Regions from separate parts of the Homo sapiens genome. Here region 1 is linked to region 2. The links are chromatin loops, found by intact Hi-C in ENCODE. Cell type or tissue: PC-9. All regions are shown on one strand. Each heading gives the region's core, and the rest is flanking DNA. Links, peaks and the distances in the headings are about the cores only.

Region 1 (5,381 bases), core at 230-5,229, 130 kb after region 2:
TGTAGTCCCAGCTACTCAGGAGGCTGAGGTGGGAGGATCCCTTGAGCCCAGGAGTTCAAGGCTGCAGCAAGCTATGATCACACCCCTGCACTCCAGCCTGGGCAACAGAGGAAAACCCTGTCATTCATTCATTCATTCATTCATAAATACATAGATTTCAGGATTTAAAAACCTGAATCAAAGAGAAAACTTGAGTTGTAGGAAGAAATGATGAACCAAAGAAAATGGTAAACATTGGCAAAGGTAAATATTATCAACTATATAAAGCTAAAATAATAACTATTATTACTATTACAGTTGGAGGTGGAGAAGGGATTAAAATACTGGACAATAATATCTAAATCAAAAAGGTATAAGGGGATTTAATGCATACCAAGATCCTTGTGTTACATGGGAAGATTGGCTTTAGACTCGTAATTATGCAAGTTGACATTTTAGTAACCACTAAAAGAATGGAAATATAATGTATATATTATATTTACATATACATATTGACATGTACATGAAGTACATCTTCTGGATGTACTTCATCCCAGAAAAGATGAAATAAAGAAAAATTGCTCAATGTAAAAGAATCATCTTCTAAAAGAAAAAGACTGTTCAATCTAAAAATGGGGGGGGAGGGGCGGTACAAAATAGGAAAACAGGGTAAATAGCATAAGATGACATAAATAAATAAGATGACATAAATAAATCCAAATACAGGCCGGGCGCAGTGGCTCACGCCTGTAATCCCAACACTTTGGGAGGTTGAGGCGGGCAGATCACAAGGTCAAGAGATCGAGATCATCCTGGCCAACATGGTGAAACCCCGTCTCTACTAAAAATACAAAAAATTAGCTGGGTGTGGTGATGCATACTCAGGAGGCTGAGGCAGGAGAATCGCTTGAACCTGGGAGGCGGAGGTTGCAGTGAGCCGAGATCGTGCCACTGCACTCCAGCCTGGCGACAGAGGGAGACTCCGTCAAAAAATAAATAAATAAAATAGAAAAATAAATCCAAGTACATATATCTATGATTTTATATAACATAAATATAATACACTTGCCAGTTAAAGAAAACAAAGCATCAAAATAGATGACTTTCAGTTTCAGTGGAAATGCCCGTCCCACACTGGCATCCCCAACTGACTCCCATCTCCCTGAACCAACACATCACACCTCTCAAATTCCTGCCAGATTTTTCACACTCTTAATTATTCAAACGCTCCCTCTCATAGACTTCTCCCTTTTGATCTTTTCTTACTGTCACTTTCTCCCCAGGACTCTCACCCACTGTCCCCCTCTCTCTCCGTCTCTTTCAGTAACTCCCCATAGTGCACTTTAAAGTTTACAAAGCAAGATACACACATTTCCCCTGCTATTTGAGAGAGTCATAAATATTCTATGAGGTAGCGATAGAGGTCAGAGGGATTGATTGGGCAGGGGCAGAAAGGAGCCCACTGGGGTGATGGGGAGGCTCAGGAAGCGTGGAGGTTATAGGAATGTAGCTATGAACGTAGAGAAAGCCAGCAAACCACAATCTTCAGATAGGTAGACGTTATTGTATGTGTGGCATGCCTTCCCAACAAGGTTAAAAATATTTTTTGATTTGAAAAAATCCCATGAGATAGTCAGGGAAGTGTCAATTTCCATGTCACAGTTAAGGACACAGAGCCAATCACATACTGTGTCCAGGGTCAGAAACCTAGGGAGCTACTGAATCACCCTGAGGGCCGCTCCCATCCTGCCATGTGGCTTGGCGCCACCACGGCCTCCTCCCTATTCCTCATGAGGGCCCCTCCAGGCACTGTGAATCCAATCGCTTTACTAAGACTCGTTTGAAAAGAAAACAGGTAGAACACAGCCATCCCAGCTTCCGCCAGATGTTCTCTCTCATGTTATACATCCTCAGTTCTCTCAGCAGGTCCTCCTGCTTCATTTACTGTTCCTTTACTGTCCTGGTTTATATTGCCAAGACTGAAAATATACAATGGTGACTTGGGCTATGAAGTCAAACCATCGAAATCCAAATCCTGGCTCAGCCACTTACTAGCTAGTGACGTTGGGCAAGTCACTTAACCTCTCAGGGCTTCTTTATTCCCCATTAGTAAGATGAGGATAATTGTAATGTCTACTTCACAGGACGCCTGTGATTAAATCAGGCATGAATAGAAAGTTCACAGAATAGTGCCCCACACTTAGTAAGCACTACCTAGGGGTAGCTATTGCTGGAATTATTATGATCATAATTGTCATTGCCTTCTCGGAAGGCAAAGGTGTTCTTTTCTGGTCATTCTGTGTCAATGCAGGGAAAAGTCAAGGCCCAGTCATCCCAGACAGCAGGCATTACTAATCAACCAGAAACCCATGAGTCATACTGGAGTCACCTGGGAACCACAAATTGGCCTAAACAGCCTAGACAGCTGGCTCAGTTAGCATTCTATCATCCAATGACCAGGCCCCAGTGCAATTCTATCACACCTCATCTGCAGGGACGCCTCCTTCCTCTGCAACCATCTTCCTCAGGGCTGCCACTGTGCTGAGGATCGGCACGGCCAGGCCAACCCGCAGGAACCGCTGGCTCTTAGAGGGGAAGACCAAGGTGACACTCAAGAACCTGGAAAATAGGAAGGGGCAACACCCTTAAAGGACTGACATGAACTGTGAATGACATTGTTGATAATGGATCAAGGCCAGGCGCAGTGGCTCACACCTGTAATCCTAGCATTTTGGGAGGCTGAAGCAGGTGGATCACCTGCGGTCAAGAGTTCGAGACTAGCCTGGCCAGCATGGTGAAACCCCATCTCTACTAAAAGTACAAAAAAATTAGCTGAGTGTGGTGGCGGATGCCTGTAATCCCAGCTACTTGGGAGGCTGAGGCAGGAGAATCGCTTGAACCTGAGAGGCGGAGCTTGTAGTGAGCAGAGATGGCACCACTGCACTCCAGCCTGGGTGACACAGCAAGACTCCATCTCAAAAAGAAAGAAAGAAAGAAAGATAATGGATCAAGTTCAGCACATAGTTAATCTCCGCTTCCTGGTTGTGTCCCTGTACTTGGTACATTGTCACCAGGTGGCAGGGTAGAGCCAAATCTTCTAAATTACTTTTCCAGAGAATTGGGGGAAAAAGTATTTGATTAAGAATCACCATAGAGATGTCCGATCTCAAGGCTCTAGTTGTTAAATAGATAAGCTTAAACAAAAACAAACTCCAAAGTTTGAAAATTAAAGCAGTCAAGGTGTTTTTTTCAGTACAAATCAACACTACTGATGACATTCTCCTTAATGAGAGTCTCCTTTGGAAATCTCTGCTTCCCCTTCCCACCGGCATATGAAGGCCCACTCTTGCAGCTACTGTTTCTCTTGATCTGTACTCCAATAACTGCCCAAGTCACACAGGTAATTAATTAATAGAGCTGGGATTCGAACCTGGGCCGTCTGGCTCCAGAGTCAGTGGTCTTGACCACTCTGCTGTGCTGTGTCAGGCTGGGAGTCTTAGATCATCACATCTATAAGTTGACATTATCTGATGGTGTCACTGATGATAGACAGCATAAGCCATGTTATAGCATAAGCCAGTAGTTATATTTGTAGTGCAGAAGATCAGCAGCACACAATTTTAGAGCAGAAAGGGAGATTGAGTTGCCAAGCAAGGCCCTCTGAAGATGTTATGTCTTCAGCTGCATCCTAAAGGCAGGGGATGTCAATAGGAAGAGGGTAAGAGAAATGGCACTTAAGGAGGTGGGGAACATAAAGAGGAAATACCTCTCTTCCAATGCCAGAGAAGACACCCCACATAGGAGCTCACCCACATGCCAGGACACTGACATTGGCCATTTGCCTTCCTGGTCACTGCTAAGATTTGGGCTTATTTTTATAGAACTCGGCCCATGGTGCCTGTTACCCAGCCCTACCTCCACTTTTCTTTTTTTTTCTCATCTTCCCCAAACAACCCCTTTCCTCTTTCTTTGCTCCTTAAAGAAATCTTTTTCCTGCACCTTCTCAAAGAAGAAAATAGATTTTTGAAGTTGAAGTAAAGCTGGGGAAAAAAAAGCAGGTGGCCACGGATTTTCTCTAGTTTGCCCCTGTCTCACTAAGTGAGACCAATGGGTCCGTGCCAGCTTCTGAATGGGCCACAGATCTAAGTCTGGCAATTGTGCCAAACATTCATAATTCCTTCCTCAGCTAGAGAAGGAACACAGTAACCTTTCACTCTGTCAATTTCAATAGTTGAATGTCATCCAGCTATAAGGCTGGTTTCCAGAGAAATGCTGGCTGAGAAGCAAAGGAGAGAAAATGGCAGGTGTGAGGCCAGAAGCTTCCCCGTAATGAGTAAGGATGGAAGTCAAGTTCACCGGGCAAGCCGCGACACTCACGTACCTCGTCTGGCGCAAGGGGATAGGTAGGGACACACACAGGAAAGGATCAAAGGTGTTGCTCTGTTTCAGGCAGTGGGGACAAGTCAAGGAAGATCTGTGAGGGTGAAGAACAGAGGCGAACGTTTAATCACACGTAAACAATTTGGGGGTAAAATTCAATACAGAATTATCCTTGCATTTCCACTCCCTGTGATTCCACTCGTAGGTACATACCCAGAAGAATTGAGAACAGGTGTTCAAATACTTGTACACAAGTGTTCATAGCTGCTCTATTCACAATAGTTAAGGTGGGAACAACCCAACCGTCCATCAACAGACAAATGGGTAAACAGAATATGATACGTCCACATAGTAGAGTACAACTCAGCCATAGAAAGGAATGAACCCCTGGTCCATACTACAACGTGGATGAACCTTGAAAACAGCACGCTAAGTGAAAGAAGCCAGACATGAAAGCCCACATATTGTACGATCCCGTTTATATGAAGTATCCAGAACAGGTAATGCCATAGACACAGAAAGCAAATTGGTGGTTGCCAGGAGCTGAGGGAAGGGAGGATGAGGCTGACTGCTTACTGGGTACCAGGTTTTATTTTGGGGTGATGAAATGTTTAGGAACTAGGAGGTGGTAGCTGCACAACACTGTGAATGTACATGTCACTGATTTGTACGCTTTAGAATGCTTAACTTTATGTTACAGGACTTTCACCTCCGTTTTTTTAAAAGGGAAAAGAATGTTTAGTGACACACATAAATGCACTGAGTATGGGAAGGGAAGCTATAACCCGCCCCTGCCATACAAACCCAGCATGCCAACTTCCAAGCTGAAGGGATCTCAGGACCATCTCTTCCCCTGCTTCTCAGCCTCACTGTGCCCCAGAACCACAGGAAGGCTTTTTTAAAATTCCAATGTCCAGGCCCCACTCCCAGAGATTCTGTTTCAAGGTGGGTAGAGAGGGGTCCAGACATCAAAATCTTTCTAAAATCCTGAGCTTTTAAGCTCCCCAGATGACCCTAGTGTT
Region 2 (5,381 bases), core at 251-5,250:
TCCTTGCATGCCTGGAAATTCAATACTCCATACTTGATCGATTGTTTGGCACAGTGCAGAATTCTCTGCCGGAAATCATTTTCCCAAAGAATTTAGATGGCCGTACTCCATTCTCTTCCAGCATTCATAGTTTCTGTCAAGAGTCCAACACGATTCTGATTCATGTGCCTTTGTAGGTGGCCTGTTATTTTCTTCTCTTTATGACCAATGTTCTGAAATGCCATGATGATGTCCTTTGGCGAGGATCCTCTTTTCTCCACATTCATCCTTCATCTATGTGCTTGGGGTGGGGGAGGGGGGAGCCTTTAATCTGAATATTCATGTCCTGGAATTATGGTGATTTTTGTATTTGTATTATTTCTTTGATTATTTCCTTTCGTCAGTTTTTTGTTCTCCTTTTAGAAAACACTTGTTAGTTAGATATTAGGTCTTTTGGGTTTATTATTCAAGGATCTTATTACTTTCTTTATATTTTGTTTCTCTTTTTATTATATTTTCTGAAAATTTTTCTCTACTTGTCTTCCAGCCTTTCTGTTGAATTCTTATTTTGGACTTATTTTAATTTTCCAAGCTCTTCCTTGTTTTCCAGCTGTTCCTTTTTCATAATATCCTGATCTTGCTTTATTGATACAGCATCTTCTTTTCTCATATTCCTCTGAGGATATTAATCGAAGGGTTTGGTTTTTGTTGCTGTTTTCTTTTGTTCCTTGTGTTATCTCTTTCCTTTAGAATTCTTTCCCCTCCCTGCTTTGTTGTTGGACCTTTCCCCCAAACGTTGGCATCTTTGATTGTCAAGGATAATTGGAAGCTCTGGAGCAGGGTTGGTATTTATCTACTGGTAGGCTCTTTTGTTGTTGTTTTGGCATGTGATTGGGTATGGCACCATCTATTTTATCTTGGAATTCCACTCCACAAAAACACACACAAATATCGGTTTGTAGAGGTTCTTTCCACAACCTGTCAGTGTCTTCAGAAGGGAATCATCCAATATCCGCAGGAAGTGGAGTAAGCTCACATGCCTGGCTGATAATTTCTGAGGTTAGGCATAGGAAAGGGCTGGACAGCTTCCCACTCCTGTGCAGATTTCCATACAATCCCATTTTCAGACCAGCCCCCTTCCCTGCCTTCCAATGGGCCTGCTGTCTCTGAATCCGGAGCCTTTCCTTCCGTTCACCTTCTCCAGAGAATAAAACTTTGCTTTTCTGGGGGAAAGGGAGGTGGGATGGAGTGTTTGTGGTAAGGAGGAGACTGGGGAAAGGGCTGCATTTTTTGTGCCGTATTTGTGCCTCAAGGTTCTGCACCTCTCAAGGATTCAGCAGTGCTGATATAACAGGCATCCTTCTTGTCTTGTGGGTGGCCCTCATTGCAGACACTTTCTGTGTCGCATCCCTCACTCCATAAATTAGTCATCCCTCTCCCAGCCGTTTCCGTACTCTCATGTCTCCTCTCCAATTCTCCTTGTCCTTGTGTGTTCACACTAGTACACATCCCTTTACTCTCGTTTCAGTGGGGGTGTGGAGAGATGCAATGAGTTTCTGCCCTCATTTAAACCAAAATAATCACCTACTTAATGAAAACACGAAGCAAGACCAGGCCCAAACCAGAACCTTGACATGTGTCCTTGGTTAACCGAGTCCACAGCATCAGGAGGCAGCAAAGTCTCGCAAGTCAGCCAGCAGTATCTGGACTCACAGGGTTTGCAGCCGCATCCAGGATGTCCCACTTTCTAAATGGTAGTCGTGGACAAGTTGCTTAACTTCTGTGTCTCAGTTTCCTCATCTGTAAAATGGAGATAATTATAGTGCCTCCATCAGGGGGTCGCCGTGAGGTGTTCAGTTAGATAATCTGGTGCCCATCACAGCACCTGGCATACATACAAGACTGTTTATTATTGTTAATCTTATTATTATCCATTGGGAAGTGTCTCTGGTTAGCCCTACATTTTGCTTTTCTTCTCTAGGTTGTTCTTTGTCCACCACACAGCCCTTCTCTTTATCTCATAATAATGCAAACATTTGAACACCCTTTGGTATAAAGCAGATGCTAATTACCATGTTCCCAACACAGTGCTGGGTTCTTTGAAGGATGAAAAGTGTAGCCCATCATCTCAGTATGCAACAGGCTTACAGCCTGGATGGGGATATAAGAATAATGATGCTGGTCGGGCGCGGTGGCTCATGTCTGTGATCCCAGCACTGTGGGAGGCCAAGGCGGGCGGATCACCTGAGGTCGGGAGGTCAAGACCGGCCTGGCCAACATGGTGAAGCCCTGTCTCTACTAAAAATACAAAAATTAGCCGGGTGTGGTGGCGCATGCCTGTGGTCCCGGCTACTTGGGAGGCTGAGGCAGGGGAATTGCTTGAACCGGGAGGCAGAGGTTGCAGTGAGCCAAGATCATGCCATTGCACTCCAGCCTGGGCGACAGAGAGGGACTCTGTCTCAAAAAAAAAAAAAAAAAAAAAGTAATGACACCAATGCCACTGTCCTGGGTTACAGCCAACAACAGCAATAATCTGGAAACTTCTATGCAGCAGATGCTATACTAAGTATTAATACTTCCCACGCATTCACTCACTGAATTCCTCACAGCCACCCTGGTGGCAGCATTAATATTATTCCAGCTTTGCAGATGAGGGAACTGATTCAAAGAGGTAAAGCAACCAGCTCAAGGTCACATGGTTAATACAAGGTGGGGCCACGATGCAAAGCCAGCACAGTGACTCCAGAATCCATTCTCTTAACCCTTGGGCTAAACAGTACGTTGACTAGACTCTGGGATTTGTGATCCAAAATGCAGGTCCAAACTGAGTAGAACGAGGAGCTGTTGTTTTCTCCAGATTGACCCCCAGTCTGGAGAAAACAGGAAGTCCTGGAATCACAGCCCTCAGCCCTTTCCTAACGGTGCCTTCTGTTGACAGCCTTGCCTGGGGTTCTTTCGCCCTCTGCCTGGCTGTGTCGGTCTCGGCCATGAGCAGGTTCACGGCAGCCCGCCTGGAATTCACCGAGAAGCAGCAGGCACAGAACGGCAGTCGGCACTCTCAACACAGCTTCCTGGAACCCGAGGCTTCGGAGAGCATTTGGAAAACAGGAGCTGCTCCTTGCCCTGCTGAACAAGCCTTCAGGAATGTTTCTGGACACCTCCCACCAGGCGCCCCAGGCAAGGTGTCCATATGCTAGCCAGTGTCCATGGCTGCCACATCCGCACAGGCAAACAAGCCAGGCACTGACACTCACAATGTACACCCTGCCTCTGGGTTGGACTTCAGGAGATTGTTGTCCAGGGAAAGCTTCCATCCCCACCCCTCCACATCTCACCTTTTACTAAACACCTTTGGCTTTAGCCTTTGATTCCTGTTAAAATGCCAGTACCTTGAAGTGAGATAATGCTTACTGAAGATATCAACCATTGACACTCTAGTATAAAAGAGAGCTTCTTAATGACAGTGAATTTGATAAGGATACCAAAGAAACAGGGAGGATGCCAGTACTAAGGGAAGAGAAGTTGAAGAAAGAGGAAAGCAAGTCTTTTTAACTACAAGGGAGGCAAAATGTGTTGTCCGCATAGGTTTGTTGACAGAAAAATCCAGAAAATGTTTTCTCCTAATTGACACACACAATAAAGTATGTGTGGCTATGTCATACTTTCTTTTTCATTTGAATCAAGAAGACAGAAATTTCAAAATATGTTTCCTGTTATTTTTTAAAATATTTTTTCTTGGAAATTTTGTGTTTCTACTCATAGTAAAATCAGTTTGGAAGGACAGTCGAATGATAGAAATGAAAACACAGTCAAATGGAATGACATCTTATCTTAGTTTAAGTGGAACACATGTTTGAGTTGTTCTGCTTAAATTAAATCGCCAGCCACTTTTGCTTCTAAAAATAAACATTACCAAACATGCAGGTCTTGTTGGAGGCAGTGGTGGGCTGCAGGATTCCTAATACAGTCATCTGCAATATTGTATCAATTCATCCCATGTCCAGCTACCATGTTATTCAGGCCACAGGTTGTTCCACACATAATTTGATTTTTTGAAAAAAGAAAGGGGGTGGGTGTAGTGGCTCACGCCTGTAATCCCAGCACTTTGTGAGGCCGAGGTAGACAGATCACTTGAGGTCAGGAGTTCGAGACCAGCCTGGCCAACATGGTGAAACCCTGTCTCTACTAAAAAAAAAAAAACATCAAAAATAGCCAAGCATGGTGGCACATGTCTGTAATCCCAGCTACTCAGGAGGCTGAGGCAGGGAAATCGCTTGAACCTGGGAGGTGGAGGTTGCAGTGAGCAGAGATCGCGCCATTGCACTCCAGCCTGGGCAATAGAGTGAGACCCTGTCTCAAAAAAAAGAAAAAGAAAAAGAAAAGAAAGGGACTGCAAACTCTAACAACCTTCAATATGTCCTTGCTCAGATCCATTTTAAAAATTATATTCACGTGTTTTGTAAACATATCATTTCTGGGAAAAAAATCCAATAAAAATCTGTTTATGCTGAACTGTAACACTTATACTGTCATAAAAAAAATGAAAAAAAAAATCCAGCTACCTTCGTGTTTGTGGCTCAAGGTGAGCACCTGCCTGACAAATGCTGCTTCTGTGGAATTTTGTGTTTCATTGCGCTAAGCATATATGAGAGATAGACAATGGATTCTTGCTGGAATAAGCCCAACCCAGAGAATGTCTGCTGGGGTTCCCTGGGCCATGTGCTCACCTAGAGCAGGAGAGTTTGTACCCACAAGCCTCTGCCCTTTGCAGTGTGCAGGTTCTTTCATATGGTTTTTCATCCCTATGTATTCATGTAGGCAGGTCCTGTGTGACTGTCACGATATCAGGTCAAAGTCTCATCTTACAGGGAATGAAATACACTGGAGAGAGACTTCGCTGAATTCGCTGTTGTGAAAAACACCTGTGAACACTGTGGCTGAGGATGCCAAAGAAGAAATAAACTTTTAAAAACTATTTGGACAAGTTTTTATTTTTATTTATTTATTTTCTTTATCAATTTTTATTTTAGGTTCAGAGTGGGGGTACATGTGCAGGTTTGTTACATGGGTAAAGAAATAAATTTTTTGCTGGGCGTGGTGGCTCACACCTGTAGTCGCAGCACTTTGGGAGGCCCAGGCAGGTGGATCACTCGAGGTCAGGAGTTCGAGACCAGCCTGGCCAACATGGTGAAACCCCATCTCTACTAAAAATACAAAAAATCAGCCAGGTGTGGTGGCAGATGCCTGTAATTCCAGCTACTCGGGAGGCTGAGGCAGGAGAATCAGTTAAACCCCCGGGAGGCGGAGGTTGCATTGAGTCGAGATCGCGCCCCTGCACTCTAGCCTAGGCAACAAAAGGAAAACTCTGAAAAAAAAAAAAAAGAGAGGGAGAGAGGAAGGAA

Evidence for each region. Hi-C counts contacts between places; a loop is a spot of excess contacts. Peaks named below come from ENCODE experiments on the same cell type or tissue, not always from the same donor. Only the 100,000 strongest peaks of a DNase experiment are listed, where the experiment ranks them.
Region 1: it touches region 2 in a loop (8-fold over the local background); 1 of 110 quality-filtered maps calls a loop at or near these places.

The regions. Positions count from the first base shown.
Region 1 is chr17:9,673,963-9,679,343 of GRCh38, reverse strand. USP43 (ubiquitin specific peptidase 43) reads right to left here. Exons shown (of 15, transcript NM_153210.5): 4 at 4,361-4,453; 5 at 2,463-2,598. Among named protein-coding and RNA genes, the nearest start is that of USP43, 31 kb to the right of the region's middle. RefSeq lists enhancers at 2,186-2,686, 1,926-3,125. In PC-9, for the core only: CTCF peaks have their summits at 2,798 and 3,025 (motif pointing right); a DNase peak (open chromatin) is centred at 2,373; H3K27ac peaks cover 2,322 bases.
Region 2 is chr17:9,800,181-9,805,561 of GRCh38, reverse strand. It overlaps GSG1L2 (GSG1 like 2), which reads left to right. Exons shown (of 5, transcript NM_001310219.2): 5 at 2,918-4,954. The coding sequence ends at 3,176. Among named protein-coding and RNA genes, the nearest start is that of DHRS7C, 11 kb to the right of the region's middle. In PC-9, for the core only: no CTCF peak of the experiment used is centred there; a DNase peak (open chromatin) is centred at 3,141; H3K4me3 peaks cover 899 bases; H3K27ac peaks cover 2,150 bases.